Regions from separate parts of the Mus musculus genome. Here region 2 is linked to region 1. The links are chromatin loops, found by intact Hi-C in ENCODE. Cell type or tissue: heart. All regions are shown on one strand. Each heading gives the region's core, and the rest is flanking DNA. Links, peaks and the distances in the headings are about the cores only. Region 1 overlaps Kalrn (kalirin, RhoGEF kinase). Region 2 overlaps Kalrn (kalirin, RhoGEF kinase).

Region 1 (12,550 bases), core at 1,406-9,405:
CATTGGACGTGCAAACTGTATATGCCCCAGTACAGGGGAACGCCAGGGCCAAAAAAATAGGAATGGGTGGGTAGGGAAGTGGGGGGGGGGTATGGGGGACTTTTGGGATAGCATTGGAAATGTGATTGAGGAAAATATGTAATAAAAAATATTAAAAAAAAAAAATAAGTGGGTCTTCCTTCAGTCTTTACATGAGACTCCTGTCCTAGATGACCCTGTCACTGAAGATTAATGAGAGACCATGAGGTAGAGAAGCCAGTACACTGCCTCTGGATTCTTGACCCCTAAAACTATGAGTCAAAAAAGATGTATTGTTTTGGAATTCTTTGTTTTAAAACAACAGATAGCTACTATAGTTTCCCGAAAACTCTTCCTCATAACCCAAATATTTGCTACCCTGTTGTTTCAAGGTCCCATCAACAAATATATTCCAGTATCCATATGGATATTGAATTCTCTTGTGATATTTTGCCTTCATAAACTTTCATTAGATTATTATTGCTTAGGGCAGGACAGAGTCACTACAAAGCCAGAAAGAAGACACCCAACCTTAGGATAAAGCGACATCTAAAACACCCACACTCACTCACTCTGGGCTTCTTTTTTCTCCTTCTCCCTTTGTTCCCTGATGTATCTAGCACTCATGCCCACTGTAGGCAATGCTTAAATAGCAAATTTGTAAATATCATCGGCCCAGTGGCCTCCCTTTCTAACTTAGGTTCTTTCCAAAATGTTCATTCCTCTCCTCTCTACCTTGTCATCCCTGCTTAGTTCCATTTTAGGACCAAAAAAAAAAAAAAAAATCCTAATCATGACTGATAACCTACAAGAGTGGTGCCAGTGATTTACACCTACATCAGGACACAGGGAGCCTGTGCATTTGGAAGTAAATTAGAGCTAATAAAGGACCAAAGCCAGCAGCTCTAAAGTCCTTAAAAGCACACTGAAATCAACATCAGAGCCTCTGCTAATGTCTCCCCCTACACCTCCTCACCTTCTGATTTAATCTAACCTGCTCTGATCATGAGCAGTTTTCCAGACAAGAATAAAACAGGCTCTTCTTCACTGAGATTCTTGCTATGCTTATTATTAAAATAACTTGCCCTCCTTTCTTCTCCTTCCCCTTCTCCTTCCCCTTCTCCTTCCCCTTCTCCTTCCCCTTCCCCTTCCCCTTCCCCTTCCCCTTCCCCTTCCCCTTCCCCTTCCCCTTCCCCTTCCCCTTCTCCTTCTTCTTCACAAATATATGATATGTGGTGAGTCAGATTTTCTTTTGGTTAACCTGGGCATGATTAACCACCATAGAAAGTCTAGATATTTAGACAAACACAGTATGGACACCTGATGTAGCAGTCTATCTTTAGACAAACCACCCTATAACCTGTGGTCATAGATATGCACAGAATGAGAGCTGTGTTGTTGTTTACAGCCAGTGGGGAAAGAGAGACCTAACAGACGGGACAACAGAGTGAGGTGAGCCACAGGAAAGAAGAGTTGGGGTGGAGAAGTGTAGACATGCTATTGTGAGGCACAGAGCTGGAGGTTCTGTATACTATTCTATGGAATCTGCACCTATCACAGGAGGCCATCTTTCATTTTACAGAGAAGGGGACTAGTTAAATGGAATGATCTAGGTCAGCCAGAGGTCACATAACTGCTAAGCACATGAGGCAAAAATTCCAACTTGAGCCTCTATGCAAAGCCAGAAAGACCTTCTTGTCATTCCCTGTAAACCTACTCTTTTTTTCCTAGGTTTTGGGAAAAGGGGGCACAGATTCTTTAGTTTCTTTGGGAATTGGGGACAGTGATACAAAAGCACATGGGTAAACTGGCAGACACTACTGAGACAAACACTGTGGAAAACTCAGTAGCCTTCAAGGTAGAATCTAGAGGCCTGGAGACACTGGTTTGAGAACTACAGTAGAAAGAGAAAAAACCAGGGCTCTCCTTCCAAACAAAAGGGAAGAAATAGAAGAGCCCTGCGGAGCTTGCTGCAGCTATGAAGCTAAGCAGTGATAGATGCAACCTCCCCACACTAGAGTGCAGCCTCGTCCTGGTCAGTGTGTGCAGTGACTGCTGTGACAGAGGATCTGACAAAGGAAGCCATGGCCTAAGGAAGGATACACAGAGATGCATTTGGGAATGTTTTCTCTAAAGAATTCTCCTTTGACCACTTGCTCAGTGTTGTTTTAACATCACCTTTAAATAAAAGAGGATGTTGTGGATGCCACAACAGGGTTGGATGGCAGGTTGATCCCATCTCAGGCAGGCACTTAGATGCCACTGTGTGGTCCTGTAAGGCTACGTTGACTCTGGTTCTACTCTCTGAAAGACACTCGCAGGTGGGGCTGATGCAAGTGGGTTACTTATCCTACTTTAGGAAACATGAGCTTAGACTAGCCAGTCAGATAGTTCTGGTAAAGTCCAACTATTTATTATTAACACATGGATCCAACTGGACCTGCTCTTATGATACAAGGCTAGAAAAACTGTAAATAGAAGAAATATCAGACTATTGTCTCCCAAAATACAACTTTCTCTAGCATATATCAAATTCACTCTAATAATCACTTCATAATTGGCTCCTTGGGTCCCTTCCTGGAGCTTTAGGACTCCTAGGGATCCCTAACTCTCTCCCAGTGTTCCCAGCTAACTGTTATCCATATCATTGTCTAGATTGTGTGTGTCTGTGTTCAATGTTCAACCTGGATGTTCATTGTATGGAAAATGCCAAGGAGTCAACAGAGAGCCTTATCCAACTACACAGCTGTCAAGAAAATGCCTTGCCCTTGTTTTGTAGCTATGAAATATGGCTGGCCTTCCCCTGAGCAGGACACATAAAGAAGTCTCATTCTCCTAAACTGAGTAGCCATTAGTCTCCAAGGTCCCATGGAGAGGAGAAAGAACAAAGAAAAGCCCATTAAAGTCCATGCCCTCAGTAGTGGAATCCAGCCAGGCTTTTCTGTCTATCTCTAACATGGATGGACCCCTCCTCCTATGCTCAGGGAAGTCAGGTGGTCTTTACTAAGTGCTCTGAACCCTTGGGACCAAATGGATCGCCCCTCCCCAGGAGTCTGACAGAAAATCAATCTGCTGCCTGCTTTGTTTTATAGACGCTGCAGATGCCCATCAGGTAGAAGGTTACATCAGGTGATCTCCAAGGTCTCTTCTGTGGATCACACTCTAATTCCTCTTGAACCAGAATTCATGGGTACCCTTTTGGCACAAGGCAAGGAAATAACTGAGAAAGTAAAGAGCATTTACCAAATTCCCTTGAAAATAGAGGACAGCCAGGAGATGAACAACCCAGAGATCACAGAACTGGACTACATTCTACATCTGAAAAAAAAAAAAAGAGGCCAGATTGGACTGGCCAGACTGGAGAAGTGACTTGCACACAAGGTGATTGAGCTGTGGGTTTAGACTGGGCAGTCACCATGACACTTGGTCTCCATGCCCGTCTTACTGCATAGCTTGGGTCAGTTATCTTCAGCTTGATCAGTATGCCCTGACTTTTAGCACCAGGGACTGCTTTACCTCTGAGAGGATAATTTGGCCCCATTAAAGAGTCAGAATTCCTAAACATCCAGCAGACAGGTGATAAAGACAAGGGCCACAGTCACAGATGGATGGTTACAGAGAGAAGACAGCCCAGAAGTTTCTAAGCCATTGTAAGTGTATCACAGTGGGGATCTGAGCATGAAAACGAGGCCGGCCAATGAGTACCACTGCAGGCCTTGTCTAGCATGTGTTCCTTGATGTGCCCCCTCATTCTATTGTCTTGCCTCAGGGACTGTGAGGAAACCCACACCAAGTTATCGCTCCAGGATGTAGAGACAGCCCAAAGGGATTACTTTTCATAACAAGATGGGTCTCAAAGATTAAAATGAACCATCCAGGACCAGAAAGGTTGGCTAGGAGACTTTCACTCGTCTTCACATGAGCTAGGAAGGTAGAAGTGAGTGGGAAGGAAGGAAGAAGGAAGGAAGGAAGGAAGGAAGGAAGGAAGGAAGGGAAGAAGGAAGGGAGGGAAGGAAAGGGAGAAGGAAGGAAGGGAAGGAGGGAGGGAAGGAGGAAAGCAGGCAGACAGGCAAGATCTAAAAACTAGTACAAGGCAGCCATGAAAGAGGAAATGATGAAGAAATCTGGGATTTTTTAGGTCTTGAGAAAGATGCAACATTCCAAGAAGAAACTAAGTTTAATTTTAGACATGTTATCAAGGTATTCACCTAGGACCATACAGCAGACATTTAGTGAAGAGACAGGAAGAGGGTGGCTACATGTGGCACTCCGTGCATCTTACATTCCTAGTTCTCTGGAGCACAGGGTAGAGAACTTGGTAGGTTATCACCCCAGGCGCCTCACTGCAGAGTACAGGGCAACGCCAAGTGAGAACCCACACAGCACTGGCTGCACACGACGGCTGGCTCCGCCCCCCCCCCTGCAGGGCCCACCAATCATCTCACTTCTTCTGTTAGTTCTTATGACATTAGAAGTCAAGCTGGCATAGTGCCATGGGCCACTGGTCCTGCCAGCTGTCCCTTCTTGAGAGAATCACACCAAATCCTCCCACAGCCTCACTGGGCAGAAGCCGCCTCTTGCTGGTTTAAATTCAGCTACTGTTTTCTCAGTTCTGGGTGATAGTGACTAACAGATAGCACCCAGACCCTCTCCAAGCATCTCCCTGTGCCAAGGACTGTGAGTGCTGAAACAAAGGAAGGTAAAACCATAGGGACAGAAGCCGAGCCACCTCCAGGCTGTAGCACCTTGGGGATGAGACAGACTCTAGCCACGTTTCCATCATGAGCAAAGGGCCAACTCTGGCTCCCATCATGGAGCCTGGGTGTCAAATCCCATCATGCACTTTTCCAGACTACCTTCTGCATTTGGGAGTAAGAGGGTCTACACCTTTCTTTCAAGGTACCTGGAGAGAATGAGGCAGACAAGGCGAAAGCTAGATCGACATGTTCAAACCTCCTGAGCTGCCATCACTTGGGTACACCTTTAAACAAGGACTACTTCTTTCCCTATATTCCCCAGAGGGTCCTGTGAGTTTCAACATAATCAGGCACCATAGGACCTGGTATGGCTCATAGCTCTTCTCCGTGGGACTGCAAACAAAAGCAGAAAGCCTGACCTAAAGAACAGAGCTCAGCAGAGCCTTCCATTCCTGCCCACAACAGTCCCAGGGAACTCCAGCTGTGCGGTGTCCACATCCCTAGGCCTGCCTCCCTGGATAGAACGGCAGTGGATGCTGATTGCAGCAACTTTGTCACATGCCTGAACCACACCCCTCCACACACTCACAACTCACTACAAGACCTTCTCTAGCCAGGGTCTGCTGCAGATCAGACAGCAGAGGGGAGCTGGCAGAGGCTCTGCTCCAGGCCAAACGCATGGGGCCTGGGGAGAATCCTTTTGCTTATGCTCATGTCCAGGGAGACAGCTGCAACTCTGGACTTCTGGGCAAGTTGCCCAGCAGCCTGACGTCCTGGAGATGGAGGAGGGGCCCAGCTGGCTCCAAGAAAAGAACCTGGCCTGAGGGTTTCTGGTGTGTGTAGTGGAGATCCCAGACCTGAGGGGAGAATGATCGTGAGTGACTGCCAAGCAAGGAAGCCTTGTATTAAAGTAAAAAGGCTGTGCTCTTTAACATCTCACATCACTGCTACAGAAAGCCTGTGGGAATGTCAGGGACTCCTGGTGATGATAAATGGCGGAGCACTCTGCACTTCACCACAACAATAAAAAGCACTTATATTTTCTTATTTCATAATTTCTTCCAAATTCCCTGATGGGAGTTTCTGAGGATTTGCCCTAGTCTCTACAGTTGGCCATGACAGATGGAATCCAAGGCAAAAATACTAACAAAGTAAATCAAATATCATGTAGCAGTTGACCTGCTCCCTCCTTCACCCCTTAAAACATCCCACATCCACCAAGATGTATGTTCCACCCACAAAGCTTAAGAAAGTCAGTCTCTATTTACAGTCACATCTGCCCGTGTCCAGGACACACAGGTCCCTCCTCCAGATCCACTTGGCTGCTGAGGCTCTGTTCTTTCAACACTTCTCTTTTAAATTTACTTCCTCTTTACCAAACTGACTTTAAGTGTCATGAAGGCAATCCATGTTCACCATAGATCCTTTGCAAAATAGACACAAGAAATAATATGACCTCATGTCCTAACCCTATCCTACCCCCTTTGTCTTAGTCAAGGTTTCTATTCCTGCACAAGGTTTCTATTCCTGCTTCGTGACCAAGAAGCAAGTTGGGGAGGAAAAGTTTTATTCAGCTTACACTTCCACGTTGCTGTTCATCACCAAAGGAAGTCAGGACTGGAACTCAAGCAGGTCAGGAAGCAGGAGCTGATGCAGAGGCCATGGAGGGATGTTACTTACTGGCTTGCTTCCCCTGGCTTGCTCGGCTTGCTCTCTTATAGAACCCAAGACTATGATCCCCGGGATGGCACCACCCACAATGGGCCCTTCCCCCTTCATCACTAACTGAGAAAATGCCTTACAGCTGGATCTCATGGAGGTATTTCCTCAAGGGAAGCTCCTTTCTCTGTGATAACTCCAGCTTGTGTCAAGTTGACATACAAAAACAGCCAGTACACCCTTGGATACTGGTTATAATTTTCCTCCATATATTTCTGATTTCTATTCTCCTTGTACACTTTCCCAATGTTTTTTCACCAAGTCTGGGTCAGACAGTCTGATTTCTCATCTCCGTCACTAATTATGCACTATGTCCACATCCCTAGGCCCGCCTCCTTGGATAGAATGGCAGTGGACGCTGATTGCAGCAACTTTGCTCACATCTATTGCATTTTTTTCCCCATCTATTGCATTTCCCCCCCCCCCATGGACTCTCTCACTGAGATCAATAATCAGGTCAGTGAATAGGATTCAACTTATAAAAAATTCACTCGACACACAGCTTTTTAAAACACAGCTATTACATCCCAGGAGGCGGCTCATCTGAAGAATTCAATGAGCTAGCACATCACTTCCTGTAGAGTGCTCCAGCGCACAGGAAACAGAGAGTCACGTCATAAACAGGGCTAAGAACAATCAATCACAAGCTACCATTTTCAGTGAGCCTACTATGCTCCAGGAACTCAGCTAAACTGAACAAAAGTATCTTATCTCAGCAAGCTTGCAGTACTGACTAGTTTTGTGCGTCAGCTTGGCACAAGCTACTGTTATCTCAGAGAAAGGAGCCTTGGTTGAGGAAATGCCTCCATGTTTAGGGTATTCTTCTCAATTAGTGACCAATGGGGGAGGGCCCAGCCCATTGTGGGTGGTGCCATCCCTGGGATGGTAGGACTGGGTTCTAGGAGGCAGAGGAAGCAAGCCAGTAAGCAGCACCCCTCCATAGCCTCTACATCAGCTCCGGGCTCCAGGTCCCCCTTCCCTGTTTGAGTTCCTGTTCTGACTTTCCCCCAATGATAGCTTGTGATCTGAAGTGTAAGCCAAATAAACCCTTTCCCTCCCAACTTGCTTTTTGGTCGTGCTGTTTCATTGCAGCAGTAAAACCCTAAGACACTTGCTAAATGAAATTCTGATCACCAGCAATACATATAGAAATCTAGGCTCAGACAAGTTAAAAGATGCCCAAGACCTAAGAAGTTGAAGACCCTGCTCTTCGCATCCAGACCCTACATCTTTGTCCTAAGCAGTGACAGGATTTCCTGTATTGTTTCTGGCTGTCTCATGTATCCCTTGAACAGAATTTCTTGTCATCTAGAGCAGACCACCTAGCTGGCTTTCCTAACCCTCCTCTAGTTCATACCAAGAAGCTCAGATAAGTGAAGGGAACCCATTCTAATCTTCCCTGCGTGCAGCAATCATGACGAATAGGATGAGCACTCTTATGAAGATATATGTCCTACTTGGTCAGCCTACCATTGTATGGTGAAAGGAAACAGCTGGTGTGCTTGTCTCAGGAAAACTGCACGAAGAATCTTGAATTCATGGTACCCTTAGAGTTGATTCTAATAACCACCAATGTTTTAATGACTCCCCCAACTAAGCACAAAAATAGAAATATCCATTTTATGGATGAGACAACTAAAATTTTAAAAGTGAAATAAAACCATCAAATGTGGTCAGTCTTAACTAATGAGGAACTGGCCAAATGTATGTCCACCCAGTCTCCAAACCTGTGCCTTTCCATCTCACCAGGCTGCCTTTCTCATAGTCTTCAAAATCCCACGAGGAATAGCATGAGATTTGAGAGCTTTCAGAACACTCATCAAGAAAGCAAGCTAATTTTATTCAGGGGCACTGATGGAAGTGCTTGCAGCTGTTGAACTGTCTGCCCAGGAGTCCAAATCCTGAGTGAATGAATATATCCACAGGCAGGGACTTCTCAGAGACCAGGAAGTGTGAGTCTGGAAAGGAAGTGAGCTTGAGTGAAGCAAGCCCTTCCAGGGTGGGGCTGGCTTACGAAAATGGCCACCTGGAGTCCTGTCCATACACAACCTAACCACATGGCTTCACCTCCTCGCATCAGAGGTGGGGATCCATTTTCCTGCCTTCTGATCTGAGCTGGCTCACAGCATGCTTTGACCAGCCGAATAGAACAGAAGAAATCCTGTGTGGCCCCAAACCAGCTAGGAAGTCTGCCTAGTGTCAAGAGGTCTGGAAGCTTCTATTCTCACTCTCTCAAAACTCTTCTTCAGGCTTGTAAAAGAACCCACATATGCTGCAGAGTAGCCTCAAAGACAAACAGAAAGACATCCTATAGCAGCCAACACTAACTGCTCGACACATGAGTAAACCTATATTTAATCATCCAGTCAAGTTGCCTAATGATTGTAGCTACATGAGATCCCAGGTGAGATCAGCAAAACGACTTCCTAGCAGACCCCAGTAAAAGTTCAACAGCTGTCTTAAGCCACTGAGTTTAGAGTACTTTGTTACACAGCAATAGGCAACTAATACATCCTTTCCTACTTCCTCTCACCTATGCCTCTCGGCAAAGCTAATCCACCTGTACAGCTAAGAAGTCTCCACTTCAGTTACTCCTGGGAATCACGGATCTTAGAAACTTCTTACTGAAAACCACCTTTATTCTATGGCTTAGTCAGGGTTTCTATTCCTGCCCAAACATCATGACCAAGAAGCGAGTTGGGGAGGAAAGGGTTTATTCAGCTTACACTTCCACATTGCTGTTGATCACCAAAGGAAGTCAGGACTGCAACTCAAGCAGGTCAGGAAGCAGGAGCTGATGTTACTTAATGGCTTGCTTCCCCTGGCTTGTTTATCCTGCTCTCTTATAGAACCAAGACTACCAGCCCAGGGATGGTCCCACCCACAAGGGGCCCTTCCCCCTTGTTCACTAGTTGAGAAAATGTCTTACAGCTGGATCTCATGGAGGCATTTTCTCACCTGAAGCTCCTTTTTCTATGATAACTCCAGCTTGTGTCAAGTTGACACACAAAACCAGCCAGTACATTCTATATAAATATAATTGTAATATACACAGATGAATATTACATAGTATATTTGTTATATAATTATATTTATATAAACATATTACATAAAATAGAGATATATATTCATGTAGTATGCTGATGAGCATAGGATATTCACCGATGTATACAGTGAGGGCTCTATCCACAATAAATATTATAAGTATTCACTCACTGTTATAAATACCAATAAACCAAACCCCTCAAAGAGAGAAACAGCAAGATTTGAAGTGTGAGTCTCGTACCACAGAACATGTGGCTGGTGGGTGGAAGTGGTTCGAGGTCCATTTTTCCAGATTTCTCTAAAAAGGATTACTCCAACAGATAAATCCATTATTTCTGAGAACAGGAGCGGTATAATGAATGTGAGACTGTAGGAGATTGTGAAGTATACCTCAGGCAAGACAGCTGGCATCGCTCATGCCCTGAGACTCTACAGGCTCCAGGATCCCCACCACCGGAGCCAAACAGGAAACAGTTTTGACTGCATAAAGCAAAACCAAGCCCAAGTGTTTCACAAGGGCTCATAAAAATGGGAGCGATTTAGAGGCCGCCTTTATTGATCTCCTCAGTGAGCTCTCAAGAGGAAAATGTCTTCTCTCGTATATCAAGCTGTTGGTCGTAGTCAAGAGCTCCCAGTTCCTTTGAAAATGATTCCAAACCCATTAAACTGATGCAGAGCCCCTAGCAGACCTGATGAAAACATCAGATCTAGGGTTCCTCTCCCAGCACTACTGAGTATTCACCAACCACGTGACTCTGGCCAAGCCATGCGTGGAGATGATACAGTCATGACAGAAACTAGGTTGATATAACAAGTGTCCAATTGTATTTCTGATATTTGCTGGGTAGAAGCTACATGCAGAGCCCATTAAAGCCATTCAACACCCTCTGTGACACCAAGGAAAGAGAGCTCCCTTCGTGGTGATAGATGCCTATAATCCCAGAACGTGGGAGGTAGAGACAGGAGGATTCAAGATCATTCTCACGACAGAACAAGTTCAAGATAAGTTTGGCCTGCATGAGACTCTGTCTCAAAACCTGGTAAGAGCAGGGGGAAGTTTGCTTCAAGGTAAATAGTAAGGAATTCAAATGACTTTTCAGGGTTCAATGCCTCTGTGCCCATGGAATATATGCAGTCACGGATTCATTCAACCTCAGACTGGAGATATTTTGGAAGGGTGTCTTGCATATATACCGAATATGTAAAGTCTTTCTTTCACTAAAAGTTTCCTAAACTATACAATGTAACAGCTATCTACATAGCATTTATATTGTATTAGGTAAGCAGTCTAGTGATAATTTAAAATATGTAGAAAGATGAGTGGTGGTTATATGAAAATATTGTATTGTTTTATATAAGGGACCAGAACATCAGGGATTTTGGATCCTTGGAACCAATCCCCTCAGGCCTCAAAGGCAACTATATGTGCATGCACCAATCAGGTAGCTAAGGCAGACTGCCAAAGTATTTCCTGGGAAACAAACTCTGACCTGCTCTTGGCTCAGTTTTAACCAAGGCAACCCTTCTCTCTGCCCTGCATTTCCTATCCAATAGTGTCATTTGCCTCTGAGATAACAATCCCACATTAAAACTGTTTTCCCTCCTCTAGTTTCTTTGGTCCAAATTTCTTTCTACTCCTGTAAAGCATGGAGCCCATATCCAGGCAAGTGAATCCCAAGGAGAACTATTCTACCCCCTACTTCCTACTCACTACTGACAATAATCTCCTAACACACACACACACACACACACACACACACACACACATCACATGCCATACAGAAAGAGAAAGCCAAACAGAACTAACTCTCCATCAGAAACCAATCAACCCCACAGATGGAGACAGCATTTCACTGAACTTGCGGTGCTAGGGAAACACAGAGATCCTCCTTCCCACTTAAAGTACCCACACTGCTCCACATCAATTCCTGGGCTCACTTTATTGGTAGTTGTAGCTTATTCACAAGTGTTACACCAAATGCAACTGAATTCCACGGCTCACACGTTGCTTGCTCTAGCTCAGGATTGAGGAGGGAGACCCATTCTTACCTATAAACCCTGATCTCAGACTGAGTACCTCCCTGAGCCACCAAGCCAACCCAGCTCCATCTTCCTCCTGTGGTTCCAGAAAGCGTACATGTGCTCCATGAAACACAGTGGCTCCAGATCTCTGCTCGTAGACCCTCCACAGCTGCTCACTGCTTCTTCTATCTAAATCACAGTACTGACTTCTCACAAAGGGGGTGGAAAGAATTTGCCAAGTGACTCAAAACACTGGTTCCTTTGCATATGCATGCATTGTTTTATTCCTAGAACATCTTCATGGTATGGTATGGTATGTCCAGCTTACATAGGAATAAGTGGAGATTCACAGAAAACTCAAGGTGCCACAGTTAATAAGCAGGGCTTAGTTAATGGTCCAGGTAACTCAGTCTCTATGTGAGAGCCAACACTGAGTGTTACATTTTCCTAGAATATCGTCTGAATATAGCTGCCACATTTGCAACTCAAGGGCAGAGTTTGTTCTATGTCAGATGTCCCTGTAGCTTCCAGCACTGTGCCACATACCCGGAAGTAGGTTTAACAATGATACAACTTTAGTCATTCCCAGAGTCCTCTCCCATCAGAGTTTCACTGGAGCCTGACCCAAACCACAAATGTGTGACAGCAGTTGCCATCTTCTCCAAGGTCATACCTTTCCTACACTCTTCAACATGCTGGCTTTTCATGACAGAAACTAAAACCAGAGCAAAGGACATGAGAGGGGGCTAGTGAGATGGTTTTGCAGTTAAGAGCACCTACTACTCTTTCAGAAAACCTGAGCTTGGTCCCCACCACTCATGAAGAGCTGCTCATAACTGCCTATAATTACAGCTACAGGGAATCCAATCCCTTTGGGGTCCATGGGCACATCCTGACATACACACACTTAAAAATAAAGAAAAATCTACAGTATAACAACAATGAAAAGATGTGACAAGAAGCATGGTGAAATCGGCCAGGCCACAGGCAGAGAGGGGAGCCAGAGCTCTTTTCTATGAGCTGGGAAAGATGAGGGGACCACCAAGCTT
Region 2 (12,550 bases), core at 3,038-11,037, 67 kb before region 1:
GTGTTTGCCCACTCCAATCCCACCTTTGCCTAGAGAGCGTCTAATCGGCTTTCAAATCTCAACGTACAAGGCTCTTCCTCCAGGAAGTCCTCCTCTCTCACTATCCACTCCCCTCACAGTCAAGAAGGTCTTCTAACCTTGTGCTTACCTGGCAAGGCATCTGTCAAATGAGTTAACTATGAACAGGCTCTGAGTGATCAATACCTGTGTCCCTCTATAGATCGATATGGCTTCACAGGGAAGACTTAGGATTGGGGTTCAGCAAAGTGCACAAGCATGAGGACCTGAGTTCGATCCCCTAGAATCCACATAAAACGTGAAGTGTGGTATGTGTCTGCAATCCTAGTTTGGGGAAGGAGAGAACAGACAACGTCTGAGCTAGCTGGCTGGCCAGCCTAGCTTACCTGGCAACCTTTGAGCCACTGAGAGACCCTGTCTCAAAAAAACAAGGTGGACAACTGAGGAATGTCACCTGAGGTTGGCCTTCAGCCAAACACACACATACACATTGCTGTACATATGAATACATGCATATGCACATGCACACTCACACAATGATAAAGGAAAAAGGAGAACCTAGTTAAGAAGGTGCTCATAAAGAACATACCATTACCTAAATATGCCATACTATCCATTGATTCATTCACCCAACAAGTACTTACTGAGTATTGATTTTTGTAGCTGACCTAAATCTAGGGATCTGGAATATAAATGTGCACAAAGGCAGAAAGAATCGTGAACATTATATTCTAGAAGGAGAGCTAGATGCTACACAGTGCTAAAGAGAGTGGGCAATACGGAAGAACTCGTCAGATACTTGGGGCAAGTCACTTGAAGAGCAGATATTTACATATCTGGGTATCTAAACCCTGAGAAAAGACCAAGAAAAGAACTCAGGCAGAAAGAGCAGGCCACGCCCAAACCCTGGGGGAGAGGTGAGGACCACCTGTGTGTTGCTCTGCCACCAAGCAGGAGACAGGAAAAGTGGAGTTGAGTGAGGAAGCAGGGGACCAGCAGTCATATGGGGCTAGTGTGCTGTATTGTGAAGACAAGACCACAAGCTGGAGAGGCATCAATTATCACCCCAAACACTGCAGCGTGAAACAGCAAAGACGGGACATCATATGCTAATTTTAAAAAATAGCTTTTACTGATTATCTGAGGTTCTGTGTATGGTAAGTACTTTATATACAATATGTAATTTATCCCTCACATGAAACTCTGTACAGAGCAATATCACTCCTACTGTATGGTTACAATGTCATGGATGTTTGGTGTAACCTGTGTGAATGCAAAAGCCCCAAATCAGGACGAGGCCACCCTGACTTCCCCACGGGGCACTGTAAGGCACCTATCAGTTGGTCTTCACTGTGCTCTGGCCTGACTCTTTTTGTCCCAGTCAATATGTCACCTGAAATTCACCCTGTTCCCACGAATGTCTGGCAGATTCTCACTGTAACTAGCTACTGCAATAAATATAACATGAGATAACATGAGTCTATCCTGGAGGTGGCTGGAGGCAGAGATCAGCAGCAAACTCCCCTCCAGCTGACCAGCAGAGCAGGCAAAGCTGCCCTTTGCTTACTAGGACTGCTTTGTTAGCAAGATGGTTAGCAGTGTGTGTGTGTGTGTGTGTGTGTGTGTGTGTGTGTGTGTGTGTGTATGGGGTGTTAGAATACTAGTGTGGAGTCCAGGAAAGACCAGTGTTTGGGCTTGGGTTGGGTTGGGATGGGACATAATTGACCTGTAAATCAGACCTATTCATAAGGTTATCAAATGTTGGTGACAAATTCAAAGGCTAGCCTGGTCACTGAGGGAATAATTCAGAGAGGAAGGACAATTCACACCAAGGACTCTCTGTTTAATGCCACTCCACTGTTACGATGTTATAGCTACAGACAAGAATGCCAGCTGCAGACTAGGTACAGAGGAGCCTGGAGACGTCTTACCCATGGCTCCTGGTTAGACTTCTATGCTTGGAGACATCACCATGAATAAGTAGTGAACAGAGCAGAGAAAGAAAAGAACAGCAGCCTCAAACAAGCCATTTGCTCTCTACTTGCTGCTCCCAAGCTCCGTCCATCCTTCTACGAACTGAATGAACTGAAAGAGAAAGGGAGAAACTGCTCCCCTTGATCCATCCCTGCTGGGATTCTACATCATCCTCAGAAGCATGGAGACCCTGGCTATGGTCTCAGGATCCATTGAATCTGCTCTGCGCTCCTCACTGGGTCTTGCCAGTTCTCTGCTGATTGCCACAAACCAGGCCACACCTGCTTTCCTAAATAACCAGCAGTCAGCAGGTGTGGGAGAAAACTGTTAAGGACACATTAGCACTTGCTTTGAGCTTTTCTAATCTGTATAAACAAGAACACTGGAGCACTGTCAGCAATCATGGCTCAGAGGGCCTCTCCGTGACTGCTCGTCCAAAGGGGAGAGTAGGAGCAGAAGGCTTCCTATGCCTGCCACAGATGTCTCTCCTTCGGGTCACTGTGAGGCCACCATTAGCTAATGTTCTACTGGGGTGTGATTTAGATGTCACTGAGGCCACCTAGGGAGCCATACTAATTAACCCAAATATTTGGTTTTTGCTCTTGTTTTGGTTCATTGGAAGACTGTCTCCTATACCAGTTATTATACTAAAGGTTTAGTGTTTTGTGTGTCTGTGCATAGTCACATGTCCATGTATGTGGGGAACAGGGTGCACCTGCATAAATGTGCTCCTATGTGTGGATGCCAGAGGTCAGCCTCAGTTATCTCTCCTCCAGGGTTACCCATGCACTTTGTTTTTTAGAGATAGTGTCTCTTATTAGCCTGGAGCGTGACCAATAGGCTCGGCTGTCTGGCCAGAGAGCACCAAGAATCAGCTTTTCTCTGCTTCCATTTTTTTTTAATGCAAATGTTGTGGATGGTACCCAGGTCATCATGTTTGTTGAGCCATCTCATCCCCAGCTGGTGTCTTTTCTATGCCATGCAACAAACTATCTTTTGTCTCTGAATCTTGTTCTATGAGGGTCAGAGGATGACGCTGGGTATAGTACAAGATGATGCTTTACCCTAAATGTATAACCTTAAATGTAACATGCAGCCTATGTGCTACAAACAACCAAGGATAGCTATGAATGAAGACTAATACAAGTCTGTAAGCTGTTGTGTTACAATGTTACAAAACTGTACAGCCTGGATGATTCTGATTGAAGGGTGTAGGGTGGGGCTGTCCTGCCCCTCCCCCCTGCCCCCACTGCTTCTAGCACAGGCATTTAAGGTATACTGTGCTTCAGTCCACTTCCAGGACAAGGACGCACGCCCTGTCAGCTGCACTCCCAGGTTTGGCAGGACTAGTGTTCTGGTCAGATACTCAGGGAAACCAGAAGCAGAAGGCAACTAAGGAAGTTTGGTGCTTTCTAACTCTTTAAAACGCATTACCTAATTTCACCCAGATGAGTCTGTTTACAAAAGCCAGGAGCAGGGAGTGGCCACTTCAGTGTTTCTTCCTGAATGAGGAAAAGTGGAATATTAAACAGCAGTGACCCAGGCTTTAGGGTTCCACCCAGCATTTCCAAGCCCCATCATCAAGTGGGAGCTCAAAGGCCCAGTCCTCAGCAGAACTTCTCATCCTTCCACCATCTCTAAAGCTACCTTTAAACAAGCATACATGTGCAAATGAAGTATGGCCAGAAAGGAAAAAGATTATCCATCCTGAAGATGTTCAAAGAGTCCTGGTAAAGGGACTTGCAAAGAGCTCTGGGACCAGTGTGAGAAGGGTGGGCGCAGTGGAGGCATGCAGCCTCCCAGAGGAGAAACCACCCTTCCTCCTGCAAGAGGCCATCCAGCTTGTGGCACCACCCCATGCAGCCTTTGTCATTAGCAAGGTCTTTTCAGCTGGACTCTGAAGGAGCTTCTGTTCACAAAGGAGGAAGGACACTGGCAGCGGCAGCTGGCCCAAGATGTGGTGGAAGAAGGAACTGCCCTCTCCGAGAGAAGACTGCCTTGGACACTCAGGAACACTGCAGCCACTGCCCATCTGCAAGGCTAGGAGGCCGCAAGTTCAGGGGCAGGTGGGATGGGAACAGACATGGTTGCCTAGGGCATGACCTCTCTCCTTTTCTTCCTGTTACTCAGAACATGAAGCAGAAAGGAAATGGACACCAAAGCAGTGGATGGAAAGAAAGAAAAGAACAATCTGGAAACTGATGTCTCTGTCCTCCCCTCTGCCTCCCTCTCCCTCTGCAGCAAACCAGAGCCTTGCACCTACACTTTCTCTTCACCTGCCAGTCTGACCAAGTCTGAAGGATGGAAAAACCTGTTTTAACCTAAAGAAAGCAACATAATTACTAATCACACCTGTGAGTAACAGGCCAAGAGAGAGTTCCCATGTGACTAGTAAGCTGGACACATTTTGGTTTAATATTTCCCCCTGATTCCAGAAATACAACCAGACCATGAGCCTTCCTGAAGGCAAAACCTGGAGCCCCCTAACTCTCCCAAATAGTCTGCAATTGAGCAGAAAGGGCCATATGATCATTTGACAAACCCCTTGGGATTGGTGTATGTAAGCAACTGTCCTGAGAACTCACAGAACGGATAAAGTTCTCCATGGTAGTCAGGGCTGGGCAGTGTGAGGAAGGGCTGGCCCTACTGCAAGTCTACTACACGGAGTTTCTCTTCAGCTGGCCAGTTAGAAAACCTGGATTTCCGGTATCCCAATCTGGAAATCAAGGATGTTCTCTTCCCACAGAGAACCAGGATGGGGTGTGTCACAACACCGGGGTCAGACTTTGGCTCAGGCACCACGCCAAAACCCAGCACACGAATGACGGGTGATGGGAACAGATAAAATTCCAGCTGTGGACAGAACAGTATGAGAGATGTGAGGGAGAAAATGCTCCGGCATGAGGGCCTTGGAGCTCTCCAAGCCAGCCGTGGTCCTCAAGTGACCTAACAGAACTGGGAGTTAGGAGAGAAGGAGGCTCTGGGAGAAGAGAAGAGGCGGGGCCATCAGGACACACACTGGGATTACATCAGTATATTATCCGGAAACATATCTGTCCCTGCTGAGTCACCACACTGACGACAGAGTACTCTGTCTGGGCTCTGGGAGAACGGTCTGTCATCCTTGCTCAGTTTAGGAGCAGCAGCACCTCCTCAGGGAGACAGGCCACTCCTGTGCCTCCAGGCTTCTGCATGCTTCCGCCGGAAAAGGGCTTGACAGGGGACAGGAGATGTCCTGAAGGAGGCTTAGTCTGGTGACTTCAGGCTGGCATGACTCCCTAGTACTGGCTCTGAGGAGTTTAGGAGTGAGGCTCTTTTACCTGGGTGCTCTGCAAACTTAGAGACAAGTAGTAAGAACCCTGCTAACGCTTTCTACTCATAAGGACTCATGTCCTATGGACAATCTGACCTCATGAAAAGACTTGACCTTAGACCTGCTATCTGTGGCAAACTAGGCTTAATGGCCCTTTTCAATTTATGTTCATCCAATACTGGACGGATGAGGGAGAAGTGTGGAACAGATCTTATCTAAGGCAGCTCTGAACATCATGAGACAGTGGGCAAACGGCTCTCAGTAGAGGATAGCAACACACAGAAACGCCCTGGGGAGCGCTGTTTCTCCCATGTTCTTGCCTTCCGAGTGCAAAGAGGAAAAACAGTGTTTAGAAGGAAAGGTTTGAAAAGACAAATGAAGCCTTTCTCTCCAGCTCTGGCTGCTGAGAGTGAATGAAAGCTGTGGGCGCCCTGAGAGGTAGCACGGGACTTCTGCTCTGCTACGAAGGAAGGCAAGCCGGTGGCTGAGCTCTGCTTTTCTCTAGCTGCTCAAAATACGATTTTATAAAAGAAAGGTAGGGATTATTACATATATGCTATGTTCTTTAAGCAGATTTCCCCCCAAATAACATCATTATAAAATGCCTAGTTTCAGCTGGCGATTGTATGTCTAAGCTAGCCATTTCCACATGCAGTATTTTATTTGAATTTACTACATTTATCAGAGGAAACTTGTAGTAAACCTATGTTGTAGTGGACAAACAGTAATTATCTATGGTTACTTAAATTTTAGTATTTAATAAAAGTGTTTAAAGTAGAGCTGGCAAACATGAGACCTGATGCACCAAGGAGAGAACATTACAATTTGGAGCCTCTCGCCTTCCCACCAGCAGAGCTAAGGTAGTCTACCACTTGGTGGCGGCATACCTGAGTTGCCAAAAGTCTTTAAGGAAGGCAGCCTCTGTATAAAACCAGTGTCCAGGAGCATCAGTATCTCGTGGATGCTTGAGAGCATACACTACTCTGAAGGCCAACGAAGGGCAGAGCAAAAAACCTAACCAATGATGATTCTGGGAAGTAATGAATGGGAAATGTGCTGGCAATGTCCCTGAAATGGGGGGAGGGAACAGCACCAAATCTGTTGCCAAGGAAGAAAAGCAACCCCCTTACTGCTGCTCAGCATCTGTATTCAAGGATGCTGCTCCTTGTTTCCATCACACCCACTGAATGAGTCCTGGCTAAATTCAAATCACCCTGATTACCTAGCATGAACGTCAGGAAGGCCTGAATGCACTGGGTCTTATTTCTTCTGACATTGAAGTTTACCTAATCAAGGTTACAGCGGACACACTTCAGCCTCTTAATCAGCCTGCTCGGGAAGAGCTATGGACTCCAGCAGCTTAAATGAGATGTTAAAGACCACACCCGAGCTACCCAGAGTTGAACTCCCAGGATGCCTCACATTCTCCATAGAGGGCAAATGAGGTCTCTAGTTCAGCTGGGCATAGAGAGCTTGGCAGCTTTCGCTGAGCCAAGGCAGGGATTGACAATTCAGCTAGCTGACAAATGAAAACAGAAATGGAGAGAGAGAAGATAAAAAGAAAAACCCAAAGATTCACCAAGGACACAAAAATCTGGCCTTTGCTGTATATCACACCAGCTCTGAACACTACTGTGAGGCCTCTGTTAAGGGGCCATGCTGTAAGTAAGGATGTCCTTTGCCTCGAAGACTCAGAAGCACAAGTCCTGTGATCAACCCCTAGCCTTTACACAGCCAGGATCAGGCCTAGCTGTGTAATGTGTGCTAGGTTTTCTTCACAATGGTGGGGACAATGTTTGGACAGTGTTTCCTGGACAGCGGTGATCAGATGCCCTTAATCTTCATGCCAAAGTAAGGATCAGAAATTGAAGCCAGTCACACTGGGAGTATAATTCAGGAATCTTGAAAGCAATGTGATGATTTGTCTTATTCACTATAAGATTCCCATGACTGCCACAAATCTATACCACCCCTTTCCCCCCCCCAAAAAAAAACCAAACCAACGCAAAACAAAACAACCCACCTAAATCTATAGGCAACTGAGAAAAGGTGGGGCTGAAGAAGTCGCCTTCCCCAGGGAAGAATGCACCAATTGGCTGACCAGTCCCAAATAGCCAGCCTGGGAAACACACACAGGTAGCATTGTGTGGACTGAACAGGTCATACATAGGAATGTGTATGTGTATGTGTGTGATAACAGTTAGAGAAGGCCATGAATTTGAAGTTGAACAGGGAGGGAGGGAGGGAGGGAGGGAGGGAGGACTTTATGGGAGGGTTTGGAGGGAGGGAAGTGGGAAATATTGTAATTATCATCTCAAAAATTAAAAACAGAAAGAAAGCACTGAAGATGCAGATAAAGGCTTATGTGTAACGATGTTTCCAACGGTGTTTTGGATAATTTAGACGTCTACTGTACTAGCTTAGTGTGTTGTCAACTTGACACATGCTAGTTTCACTTGGGAAGAGGAAACTCCATGTGTTCTATAACAGTGACTTGTGGGCATACCCGTGGGGCATTTTCTTGATCAATGACTGATGTGGAAGGGTCTAGCCCACTGTAAGCGGAGCCACTTCTGGGTGTGTGGTCCTGAGTTATACAAGAAAGCTTCGAGCAAGCCAGTGAGCGGGAACCCTGTGCTTGACTCTCTGCCTCCGGGTTTCTGCCTTGACTTCCTGCTCTGATTTTTCTTCCTAATGGGTTGTGATTGGAACTATAAGCTGAAATAAACTCTTTCCTCCCCAAGTTGCTTTTGGTCATGGTGTTTTATCATAGCATTAGAAACCCTAAGACACTTCTGTTGGAGTTAATTTAGTTAGATATGATACATCCCATGATACAACTTTACCGTGTTAAGAAACTGTTTTGTGGTACAAAATGAAGTGAAAATAGAGTAAATGATATGATTCACTATTTTTTTTCAAAGCTCTAAAACACAGGAAGGAAACATAACAATACATTAACTCTTATTATCTGTAGGCGGTAGAGCTATAAGTGCTTTCCAAAAGATTTTTTACTTTTTCATTTTTTTAAATAAAAAATCACTAGATATACCTTTCCAATTTAAAAAGAGGGCCAAACATTAGACATATACACTCATCCCTTCAGCATCTACCACAGGCGTACTCTATCCTGTATCTTTACCACCATGACTTACGTATAGTTCTATCCTTAACTTTGACCAAACAGTTCAAGGGACACCATGATTAGGCAAGATAAAGAACTGCCACTTGCAGCCAGCTGTTTCTGTTTGAGGAGATTGTGTGTGTCACCCAGGTGAACCCTCACACACACTGTGGTTCACAGGAGATGAAGGGTTGGTGAGCACACCCACACTCCTGCAGAAGGCAGCTCTTCTGGGCTAGAAGCCCCCACAGAATCTTCATGTGTGTCCATAACTTTTCTCAAGCCTACTCTGCCTCGGAATTAGCACACGATTTCCTTCTACAAGGTCAGCGGCAGTGTCCTCTCTATGAGGCGCGTGGAAGACACGTGGAGCAGACACAATAACCCCTCCTCTAGGATTCTTTCATGCAGGGCTCAGTCCTTGATTTATCTCCTGAAGGCATTTCCTGGTTCTTGAAATACTCAGGATGGCTCCTGGAAGTAACTCAGGACCAAATGGTTTCTGCCTCTGCTGGCCGGGGTTGTCCTTCTCTGGGGAGCCACAAATGCAGCCTCTGCATTTGAAGTATTCTGCTCTGCTCTCCCCTCCCTCCCCACAACCTGTTTCTTTTTAGGCTTTTCTTAGCCCCTGCCACAGTTGGCCCTACCAGGACTTGGCAGACCTGCCCAGGCCTATGGCAGTGAACTGTCACAGGTGTGAGCCAACCGCAAGCTGTGGATTAACCGACTGCTAATTCCAGAAACATGTGCTGACCTCAGAAGAGGGCAGAAGGCAGAGACACACAGGCAGCTGCATGATCGACCCACCGCAGACCCGATGAAAATGAGCCAGGAGTTCATCCCTAAACTCTCATAGGGCACACCCTACCCACCTGACTTGCATTGGGAGAGAGGTGCCCTCTGCTATGGAGAGTCTTTGTTTAGCTCCTTAAAGATCCTATGGTTTAATTGCTTTTATATTTTCCCTGTATCTCCTGGTACAATCTGGTATTTTCCATAGTTGAGCATAAACAAGCTGAGTTTGTTTGTCTGCAACTAGAACAGGAGGAAGAAACTCTAAGACACCTACACCCTGCAAAACGCCGCCTCCCCCCCCCCCCCCCCCCCACTGTCCCGAACTTCCAGAACTATAAGCCAGCTCTGGCTAGGCCTAGGCATTTCCTGCCTCAGGCCCCTCTCTCCCCAACATCCACAGAGACTCTTCGGGAAAGCAGGTTGGAAGGGCAGTACCCAGAGCCCACCATCAGCACACGTCCTGAGCTCCTTACTCCAACCACCCTTTTCCAGTTCAGTCTCAGCCATCTTTGGGGCTATCTCTGTCCATGCATCTCAGTCCCCTGTACTCTGCCACCACCATGCCCCTTACCCTGGCTTCCTTATCATTTCAATGCATAAGACATAGGCTTTGCTACTTTGGAAATCAATATGTCAGTTTCTTAGAAAATTGGGGATGGATCTAACTCAAGACCCATCCATACAATTCCTGAACATATACCCAAAAGATGCCCCACTATACCACAAGGACACTTGCTCAACTATGTGCATAGCAGCTCTATCTATAACAGCCAGAGGTGAGAACAACCTAGATGTCCCTCAACTGAAGAATAGATTTTTTTTTCAAAGTGGTACATTAACACAATGGACTATTACTCAGTTAAAAAAATAGCATCATAAAATTTGTAGGCAAATGGATGGAACTAGAACAAAATCATCCTGAGTGAGGCAACCAAGACCTAGAAAGACTTATTATATGCACTCTCTCTTAGCTGTGAGGTGAAGGATAATTGTGCTACAGTCCACAGACTCAGAGAGGCTGAGTAGCAAGGGGGATTAAGGGGAACAAAAGGATCTCCCTGGGAAGGGGAAACAGACCAGATCTCCTGGGTGGACTAGGGGTAGGTAGGATGGGAACAGGAAGGATCAGGTGTAGCAGGGCTAGAAAGAGAATACTATGAGAGACAACTGGAATTTGGGGGCGTTTGAGGGTGAGGTGGAAACCCAGTGTAGTGGAAACTCCATGGAATCTATGAGGCTGACCCTAGTGAAGACTCCTAGTAATAGGGGACACAGAGCCTGAACCAGCCATCCCCTGTAACCAGGTAAACCCTCAAGTAGAGGGATTGGGATACCAACACAGCCACAAAGCACATTTCGTCATGCCTACAGAATGTGCCAGAACTGAAGCCTAGTATAATTATCATCAGAGAGGTTGTATAGCCTGGTGTTCTCATAGGATTCCCAACAGTGGGAGCAGGGGTGGGTGTCTCTGACTCTTGCCTGCCTTTGGGACCCTTTTCCTCATCCAGCCTTGATGGGAAATATGTGCTTGTCTTATTGTTTGTTATGCCATATTTGGTCGATGTCCCCAGAAAGCTTTTTTTTTCTGAGAAGAGGTGAAGAGGGGGTGAATCAGGGGGAAAGCAGAGATGGAGGGGAGAAATTGAGGGGAGGGGAAGGAAATGAAACTGCAGTCAGGATGTAGTATATGAGAGAATAATAAACAAAAAAGGGGGCAAAAACATAGGCTTTGGTGCTGGAGACCATCTAGCTTCAAATTTATACTGGCTCTGACTCCACAGGCAAGTCATTTACCCTTCCCTGGCCTCAGTTTGCTCTTAAGTGAAATGGGAATAACATTACCTCCAAGAGCTATGGGAATTAAATCAGTGTTTGTAAAGTCCTAGCAGTGCCTGGAGCAGACCTGGTAAGTATCCAGTAAATGCCAGCCATTATTATTATCCTTCATCTATATTGATACAGCTGTGCATGCCCCAGCCTCCTCCATTCCATCTTCCACTCAGCTGCCAAAGCCAATCTAAAAACTAAACTTTAATTGTCCTTCTTAAGAGTGATTATCAACAAAACTTATTTTTAAAAATATATTATTACATCCTAACTGTAGGTTTCCCTCCCTCCTCTTCTCCCAGGCACCCCACCACACATGCCTCACAGCTTCCCTCTTCCCCCAACCCTCTCCTCCTCCCAGGGATATCAACCAGACATGACATATCAGGTTGCAGTAAGACTAGGCACCTCTACTCTTAATATTAAGTCAGCAAAATGTCTTAACTGGACCTATGGAATTCCTGTCTGTTACCCCCCAAAGTCCTGATGTTTCTATCCTCCCGGGCTTTTGACCTCTGCCTCACTCTCCCCTCGCCCTGAGTCATTTGCTCTGTCTGGGCTGCCCATCACCCCAATATTTGAAGCCAGAGTCTCCTAGAGTTCCAGCCTGTGCTTGGAGTACAGCCTTGTAAAACCCCACCATGATCCCAAGGCAACAACACTGCAGGTGCCCATGCTGCCCCCAAGCCCCCCACCCGCACTGGGCCCAGCTCTGCATCCAGCACCTACAGGTGCTGCTGCTCATGCTGATGTGTCTGCCGGACTCTGCCAGGCCACAGAAGGAGGATCTAGGCCACCCTCTGCACCATGGCAGTACTTGGCAGGCCTTCCTTCCTAGCAATCAATGAATTGAAAAGAATTTCACTTATTCTTTGATATCGATATCAATTATAGCACCTCTTCAAAGTACTGACAAAAGTAATCATGATTGATTTCCCTTGTTTGAGTTAACTATGAGGAACTTCTCAAGAGACACTTTAGTACCCCATTAATCTTCTATTAATAATTTTGTTATGAGCCCCCAGAGTCAAAAGTTTTCATTTTCACTGAACGTTAGAGTGGAAGATTCGTTGGTAGTGTGGTGGTGTGGCCTCCTACTCTAGGTCAGGAGAGGCACGCATGGAAACCTAGCTATGATGGAGTCACTGCCACCTTGCTGAGTCCCAGACCAAGCAAAACAAGACAGTCTATGAGAGAAACATAAAGACGAAGCTCCAGGCAGTGGCTGCTTCTGGGGCAGGCTGAAAGGGGAGACAGCTGCAGGAAGCAGGATTGGAGGTCACACTCAGCCTCTAAAGTTGGGGGCTAGTATGAACTGCTTATCTTACTACCATGCTTTGAAACTCTCATGTTCTTTATATCTCTTACTTTTAGATAGCATATATTGCTGTATGCTTGTAAGTATAACTGTCTGATTATTACTACTAATACCTCCTTTGGGGGAGAGAGCAATGGTTATTGAGTGACTAAAAGATTCCTTCCCGACACCTTTATAA

What was found. Peaks named below come from ENCODE experiments on the same cell type or tissue, not always from the same donor. Only the 100,000 strongest peaks of a DNase experiment are listed, where the experiment ranks them.
Region 2: a loop joins it to region 1, with 1.8 times the contacts of the local background. A loop is called at or near these places in 4 of 42 quality-filtered maps.

Annotation. Positions count from the first base shown.
Region 1 is chr16:34,435,835-34,448,384 of GRCm38, forward strand. The region is part of intron 1 of Kalrn (kalirin, RhoGEF kinase); the gene reads right to left. Among named protein-coding and RNA genes, the nearest start is that of Kalrn, 72 kb to the right of the region's middle. In heart, for the core only: no CTCF peak of the experiment used is centred there; a DNase peak (open chromatin) is centred at 5,437; H3K27ac peaks cover 1,886 bases.
Region 2 is chr16:34,367,529-34,380,078 of GRCm38, forward strand. The region is part of intron 3 of Kalrn (kalirin, RhoGEF kinase); the gene reads right to left. Among named protein-coding and RNA genes, the nearest start is that of Kalrn, 140 kb to the right of the region's middle. In heart, for the core only: CTCF peaks have their summits at 5,138 and 6,177 (motif pointing right); a DNase peak (open chromatin) is centred at 4,903; H3K27ac peaks cover 1,037 bases.